Regions from separate parts of the Homo sapiens genome. Here region 2 is linked to region 1. Evidence: chromatin contacts called from ENCODE Hi-C or POLR2A ChIA-PET data. All regions are on one chromosome and are shown on one strand. The core of a region is the stretch at or near the end of the contact, and the rest is flanking DNA. Distances in the headings are between cores, read along the strand shown.

Region 1 (4,007 bases), core at 263-2,762:
GTTGGAAGGATTATCTACCCGGATACTGACATCTCCATGAAGTAAGAGGCATAGTGTGAAGAAGTTACAACATCCTAAGCTCTTCACAGATAAGGGAAGCATGCACCACGTGGGTAGCCTCTCTTGTTTAGCACCCAGTATATAGCCTATGCAGAGTGAATACCTGGGGGCTGCTGGGGGCGAAAACAAGGTCACTGTGACAGGACCTGAAGCCTGGGGGTCTCGGTGACAGGAGTGGGCCTAGTTTTTTGGTGTAGAATTGAGCCTTGAGTGCACTGGTGGGATCTTATTGAAAGGAACCCCTCCAAGACTAGAAGAAGATGCATCCTCTGACAATGTAGGCTCTGTAGGCGTCCCAAGTACCTGGGCTGTGGGTTAGATGGACTCCAAGGCATTTCCTCAGGTGGCAATGGGCCGATCCCTGGGAAGGCAAAGCTGTGCAGGAAGAAAATGGCAAGATGCTACCTTCCCTCAGGGAAAGCCCCTTTCCCGGGAGCAGGGAAGGCGAGGCAGTTTAGGCTGGGTCAGTTTGTCCCTGCCATCAGAGTCTGTTGGTCCTGGAAAAAGAGGGCCTTATTTTATTTATTTATTTTTCTTTGAGACAGTGTCTTGCTCTGTCGCCCAGGCTGGAGTGCAGTGGCTCGATCTCAGCTCACTGCAACCTCCGCCTCCAAGGCTCAAGCGATCGTTCCGCCTCAGCCTCCAGAGTAGCTGGGACCACAGGGACCACAGGCGCCCGCCACGACGCTGGCATTGATTGATTGATTGATTGATTGAGAGAGAGGTAGCCTCCCTGTGTTGCCCAGGCTGGTCTTGAACTGCTGGGCTCAAGCAATCCTCCTGCCTTGGACTCCCAAAATACTGGGATTACAGGCGTGAGCCACCGTGCCTGGCTAATTTTCTTCCTTTCTTTTTTTTCCTGCGAGACGGTGGGCGGGGGTATCTCCCTAAGTTGCCCAGGCTGGTCTTGAACTCCTGGGCTCAAGCGATCCTCCCGCCTCAGCCTCCCAAAGGGCTGGGATTACAGGCATGAGCCACCGCTTCCTGCCAAAAGAGGGCTTTAGGGCACCCCCAGAACCTGAGATCTCCCTCATCTGTCATCTTTAAAGAGAAGGAAGTCGACTCCCAGTCGAGCCATAGTCCATTTGTCCCGGGCACGGTGACTCCGGGGTGGCCAGGACCAAATGTGTCTCCTTCTGGCTTTTGCACCGCACCAACTAATCCGCGGCAGGCCGCACAGCTGCCCTGGCCTTCGCGGAGGACTAAGGCGAGGGCGGTGTACGCTGCTCCGGAGTCCCACCGCGGGAGTTGAGGCAGCGGATTCCGAGGGCAGGGTGGGGCGGAATCGGGAGGGATGCGGACCCGGTGGAACGCACTGCGCAGACGGCGCCGGCGCCCGCACACAGCTGTTGACTAGTCTTCCAGCTCTCCCCTGGAAGTCGTCCAGGCGCCGGTCTCTTTTTTCTGCCTTTTTGTTTCCCTCCCCGCGAGTCGGCGCGACGGTGAATTTCCGTTTCCGGCGGTGTGGAAGCGGACCTGAGGAGTCGCAATTGTGAACAGGTTCGGTGCTGCGGCTGGGGTAGGCGGCAGTGGGGTCCCTGGCTCTGGGGCACTGGGAAGATCGCGAGTCGTGCGCGTGGGAAGGTCCTTCCCTGGTCCTCCGGGTTATCTTTGCTCCCCAGGAGCAGCATATTTCACCTTTAACGGAGGCGTGCCCGGGAGTCGTTGGGAGAGGGAACGGGGTGAATCCCTGCAGAGAGCCTGACGGGGAGGGAAGGTGTCCGGGAGACGTCGTTTCCTGGCGACGTGGTCCCAGCAGGCGACTCGGACCTGAGCCGAATCTGTTGACCCCAAATTGTGCTTTTCCCACCAAGAGCAAAAGAAAGAGAAACATTAGTACAGCTTCGGAACTAAAATATAGTAGAGAAGCAACATAACCTCGGAAATCCCACAGCTATTCAGTTTCAAAGCGTTCCTAGTGCCCAGCTCTCCTAACTCCCAGCCGGTGTTCCTTGACGTTATGGTGATATATAAAGACTTTCTGTTTCCGCTCGTGTTGTGTGTCTGTGGGAAGCCTCTGACTCACTTCTGTGCTCCAGTAGCACCCTGTGCAGCCTTGCAGTGTATCCCTTATTGCACGGAAGGTACTAGTTTGGATTTCCTCTGCAAGTCAGATCATAGCTATATCCATTCACTGGCACAGTGGCTAGCACATCATAGATAGACCAAACATTTATTAAACGGAATTAATACAGGACCTTAATTGAATGAAATGGCACCCTTTCCCGCTTTTTTTCAATCAAGCTGTCAGATTTTATGCAGCCTGATATTCTTAAAAAACTCACTAATTCAGTGATTACCAATTTATTGGCCACAGATTCCCAGGTACCTCAGAAATCACTGGAAGGGTCTCTGTAAGTCCATGGGGTCTCCAGGCATCATTTAGAACCAGTCATATCTCACACATACAGATACTGCTGTTTTTCAAATGTGTGTAGATGAGTTATAATTCAGGAGTTTTACAGAGGTGACAGGTACTAAAAGTAATACTGCGATCCTATTGGAAGTTCATAAAAACGTTTTAAATTTTTTATTACAATTTAAGTTTAAGTTAGGAAACCACTTCATTAGTCCAGTTGATACCTAGGTCTGAGCTGTCCAGTATGGTAGCGACATGTGACTGTTTAGAGTTAGAATGAAATTAATTAAAAATTCATTTTTTCAGTTTCTTTAAGAACATTTGTTTAGGGCCACAGGTTTCCAGGCTTAAGGGTGGGGCCTTTGCCAGGGAACCACTCTCTTCTACCCAGTATTTTCCTGTCTCCTGTCCATATCACAGGGATATACTCCGGCAAGTATTGCTATTAATTACTTCATTCATTCAACAGATGTATTGTGACAGATACTGTGCTAGCCACTTTCTGGGGCATAATGATGAAAAGAATCTGTCCCTTCCCTCAAGATCACTGGAAGCCGGGGGTCTAGTAGGAAGACAGAAAAGAGAACAGATGATTACATTTTCATGAAAGGCATGCACAAGGTGTTATAAAAATAAAGAGAAAGAGCACCAGCCCAGACTGGGTATTTGAGTACTGGGACTGTTCAGGAAGATGTAACATCTGTATGAGTTCTTGACAACAAGTGAGAGTTAAGCAAATAAAAAGTAAGAATGTATCCTATATAGAAGAAACGATATATGCAAAGGTCCAGAGGGCAGGCACATTGATGGACCACAATTAGTTGAGTAGCATGGAGTAAGTATGCGGAGGGTGATGGTAAGGAGATGGTAGCCAGAGTGGGAGACACAGGTTAGCTGATGGATAGTCTTGCATGCTATGCTACTGAGCCTTCACTCAGTAAGGAAGGCTTTGGGGGAACTGCAGTAGGATTCTAAGCAAGAGAATGCTTTGATAAAATTTTGTGATTTAGAAAGGTCAATAGATGGCAGTGTAGAAAATGAATTGGAAGGGCTTGTGTATAGGCAGAGGACTGATTAAGAAGCCATAGTGTAATTAAGATCTGGGCAAGACATGGACATGCACACTTGAGGGTGAAGGCTGGGAGGAGGGAGAGGATCAAAAAACTACTTATCAGGTACTGTGCTTATTACCTGGATGATGAAATAATCTGTATAACCAACCCTCATGACATGTGATTTACCTATATAACAAACCTGCACATGTACCTCTGAACTTAATACAAATATAAAAAAAAAGAGATCTGGGTGAGAAATGAGGGTTTGAACTAAGGTGAAATCTATTTGTACCTTAGGAGAAAGTAAGACAGGAAAATGAAAGATCTCAGGAGATTTGAAGGAGACAGAATTACCAGATGTGGAGACTGATAGGATACAGGATGAGGGAGAGAGGAGTCTAAGGTAACTGCCGGCTGATCCTCACATGGGAGACTGGAAAGATGACATTCGCTGAGATGAGAATGTTGTGGAGGAAGCTGGTATGTCTGAAGTGGTGAGGTTGGTTTTAGATTTGATAACTTTGAAGTTCCTG
Region 2 (4,224 bases), core at 1,378-3,877, 200 kb before region 1:
AGAGGAAAAACTACCTAGAATTTCACTTCTCAAAGATAATCCAAGTGAATATTTTGATTAATGCCCTTCCAGGTCTCTCCTCCATGTTTACAAAGTTTCCTTATTGAAATCTTAATCTGTTTATTATAGCATGTTTTTCATACATTTTGTCCCATGTCATACTTTTCTTCATACATGAAAAATATGAAAAACATGCTATAATCATTGTCATCATTAAAAACATGCTATAATCATTGTCAAGATTATGCAATAGTCTATCATATAGGTGAATTATATTTATTCAATCCCCTTTTGGACATCATCTGGGTTGCTTCCAATGTTCAGCATTTAGGCATCCTCAGAGTGAAATCTCTGAATACATCACTAATCATTTCCTTAGAAGTTACTCTTAGAAGTAGAGTAACAGAGAGACAAAGGGTTGACACATTGCTTCTTGTTTGGTCCCCAGGCCTTCCAGGGAAAACAGCCCACTGAGTCATCTTAGCATTTGCATTTCTCTCAAGCTCCTTTGGCTGAATTTTCCCAGTCTGCATCTCTAACATGTCTAACTGAATGACTGATACATATCAATGCATATCCCAGGACCCTCTACTGATCTTGTTTGATCCTTAGTTCAAACCTTTGTTTTTTCCACACAGTAGCTTTCTGATCAACGGACAAAGTAACCTTTTCTCCAGAAAGTTTGGAGTATGGAGCCTGTACCTCCAAATCTCAAACCCTCCTACTGCTAAGACTACTCACCTGGGATGGTGTCAGAGATAAAATGTTGGGGTACTCAGCCCTCTACCCCATTTCATGATGCTAACACTTAATTTACTTAGCATCATCCTGTTTCTTTTCTTTTTTTTCTTTATATATATATATAGATATATATATATTTTATTATACTTTAAGTTCTAGGGTACATGTGCACAACGTGCAGGTTTGTTACATATGTATACATGTGCCATGTTGGTGTGCTGCACCCATTAACTCGTCATTTACATTAGGTATATCTCTTAATGCTATCCCTCCCCGCCACCCCCTGCCCGCCCCCATTCCACAACAGGCCCCGGTGTGTGATGTTCCCCATCCTGTTTCTTTTTGTGAAACCAAGGTTTCAGTGGGACTACATGCTGGTAGTTTTTGAAATAGGAATGTTGCCTGAGTGGAACAGTAGCTGCTTAGGATTATTCCCTAGGTCATAGAGCTTGTCTACATTGTACCGTCAGGAAGAATGAGGTTACAAAGCAGAATTCAAGAAGAGTGACACCTTCACTGTGAGAGCACAAAAGCCATCCAAGAAGATGGCTTCAACCATTTGCTTATTTACCCTACAAGTAACTAAGCTCAAACTGCATCTATTAAGCCATATGAATCCCATTACATATTAAATGTTTGGTCAGTTCTCAAGAAGGCACTGCTACTCAGGAGGCTGGGGCAGGAGGCTTGCTTGAGCCCAGCTATTCAAAGTTACAGTGAGCTATGATTATGCCACGGCACTCCAGCCTGGGCAACAGAGTGAGATCCTGCTCTGGAAATACAGAGATTAAACAAATAATAATAAGGTGCTGGATAAGATGCAGATAAAACCAAAGAGCTTATCAGGGGTGGGTGGGTGGGCTCACACCTGTAATCCCAGCACTTTGGGAGGCCGAGGCAGGCAGATCATGAGCTCAGGAGATCGAGACCATCATGGCTAACATGGTGAAACCCCGTCTCTACTAAAAATACAAAAAAATTAGCCGGGCGTGGTGGTGGGTGCCTGTAGTCCCAGCTACTCAGGAGGCTGAGGCAGGACAATGGCATGAACCCGGGAGGCGGAGCTTGCAGTGAGCCAAGATCATGCCACTGTACTACAGCCTGGGCTACTGAGTGAGACTCCATCTCAAAAAAAAAAAAAAAAAAAAGAGATAGCTTATCAGGGGTGCCTTCAGCATTCTGGACAGGACAATCCTTCATTAAGTGGGACCCTCCCACTCCCAACTACTGAAAGGTATTTAGCATCCCACACCCTCAGGACATTAAATCCTGATATACACACCCCTCATCATCATGACCACTGAAAATGTTCCCACACATTTCAAAACACCAGAGGAGAGGGATGACACCATTCCCCACTGACAACTTCTGTGTCTACTTAGTGGGATGGAATTCACATTCAGGAAATGACAGAAAACAATACTGATCTGGAGGTGGAACTGTGAGATAAAAGCTGTAAGTATCATTAAGTGGTCAAAGGCGATCCAAAAGAGTAGAGCAAGTTTTGATAAGAACAGGAGATGGAGACTTGTAACCTTCCCCAGAATCCAGTCCAGGGTTAAAGTCTGCCATGAAATGCCTTCTCATCAACACCCTGGATTTCCCCTACTTAAGCTGATTACATGAACTAATACAAGGAAACCACCGAACTCGGTGAGCAGCACATCCTACACACTTGGCAATGCCAACTTTTAAAACACAGGTATTGTTCCTGTCCTCCTGCTCAGGGCAAGCGTTCTTGCCATGTGGGCATCCAGGGAGGGCAGAACAGTGACAGCCCTGGTGAGCATGAAGGGCACTGCTGGCCTTCCCCTGCCGGGCTTCTCCAGAGGACTCAACCATAGGCCCCACCCATTCACTGCTGGACTGAGGAGATCTGACCCCTGTCTAGTTCCTTCCCGCCTGTGTCAGCTGTGGTCAAAGGGCCATTGTTCCCGGAAGGCCAGTGTGTTTTAGCCATCTAGGAACAATGCCCCTTGTTGATCCTCTGTGCTCCAGTTGAATAAGGTCATAGACTGTTTTCAACCTTAGTCACAATCAATATCATCACCTTTTATTGTATAGTGTTGGCATTGATATGTTTTCTGATAACATCTATATGCTCAGGTGAGACTGAAAAGGTCGGTGAATGAGCCATCTTTTATGGATCCTGTTCGAAATTTATTAATGACACAGTATACACTAAGTATTATATGGGACCTGATTCTCAAACTTATGGAGCTTATTTAAAGTACAAAGTGATCACTTTAAAATGCAGTTTTCTGGGCCTCTCAAATTCTGATTCAGTAAGTTGTGGGGGCATGAACCTGCAAATTAACCATCCCCACATGTTTCTGATACAGGTGATCCATGGGTATGCTTTGTGAAACACTGCCACAGAATGATAGTAAACTGAATTTAAAATGAGCATCTTCTTCTTGATGTTTTATATTCTATCTCCTTGAAATGGATCTTTCACTAGCAAAATAAACATTAAGTAAAAGTCCAATGGAAACAAGAAATCAACTTAATTATGAAAGAAAATTAGAGTCCCTGCTGTAAGGCTCATATATAGACATGATAAGCCTATGCAACTGAAAGTTTAATTTATGTGTATATAAAATTTACATTTTAGTCTGCATAAGAGAGTGGCTAAACAGAAAATGATTATTTATGTCAAAGCATACTGAATGTAATTATACAACCTTATATTTGAATATGCTCTACTAATTTTTCAGTATTTCTTACTTAATCTTCATGAAAGAATTATCTTATCTTACAATCTGATGACCTGTATTAGACTGGCATGAAAATTAAGGCATGAAAAGTTTATGCAACATGTTTAAAGGTCAATACAAGGACCTAAACATCCAGAAGGTGATGACATTTTCTGCTAGATTAGAAATGTCAAATAGGTTTCATGCCACATGCCAATTCACACAGACCAGTAGAGTACTAAGAAAGCCAGCCCAGGGGAAGGATGTGGTGATAAATTAGTAATAAATAGACTGGCTCGTCTGGCAGGTAAAAAAAAATGGTGGCATCTGTGCCACACCTCATGCTAGATATGCCAACTCTCAGAGTATTTAGCAGCACTTAAAATACTCACAATTACCACTACTCTCATTCTTTCACTCAACAAATATGAATAAGCATCCACTATATGCCAGCCACTAGACATATACCAACAGACTGCTATCAAGGGGGTCAATGTCATGCAATAAGGTGGTTTCTAACCTAAGGCTTTCTCTGACAAAATGAGATTTAAGGGGGAACTAAAGAAATAATTAAAGTCAACAATTTGAAAAAAGAGAGAGGAAAGTGGAAGTGAATGCTATCTCAGAGAAACCAAAACTAAGCCACCATGACTGGATTGAAGAGGGGGAACACGGAGGGCTGGGGATTAGTGGGCAACTGCCAGGTCATGCGAGTCACTAAGGTTATGAAATTATGATTTCAACTTAAGATCATGGGAAGTCATGGAAAAGTTGAGTCCTGCAGGTT

What was found. A loop is a pair of places that touch in the nucleus more often than their neighbours do. ChIA-PET counts read pairs that join two places held with the same protein, here RNA polymerase II (POLR2A). Pooled maps may share reads with other maps.
Region 2: a pooled map shows a loop between it and region 1 (4-fold over the local background). The contact joins the enhancer-like site here to the promoter of ASAH2B in region 1. A Hi-C loop is called at or near these places in 6 of 37 single-sample maps with no recorded cell type and 10 of 50 pooled maps. POLR2A ChIA-PET finds 5 or more read pairs at or near these places in 2 of 52 experiments (activated T-cell and naive thymus-derived CD8-positive, alpha-beta T cell).

What each region holds. Positions count from the first base shown.
Region 1 is chr10:50,738,424-50,742,430 of GRCh38, forward strand. ASAH2B (N-acylsphingosine amidohydrolase 2B) reads left to right here and starts at 1,513. Exons shown (of 6, transcript NM_001321958.2): 1 at 1,513-1,560.
Region 2 is chr10:50,536,589-50,540,812 of GRCh38, forward strand. All of the region lies in intron 2 of SGMS1 (sphingomyelin synthase 1), which reads right to left. Among named protein-coding and RNA genes, the nearest start is that of SGMS1, 85 kb to the right of the region's middle. RefSeq lists a silencer at 1,961-2,255 and an enhancer at 2,248-2,457. Within about 2 kb of position 2,628, at least 5 of the 41 ENCODE cell types and tissues checked have a DNase peak (open chromatin) inside an H3K27ac peak, as active enhancers do.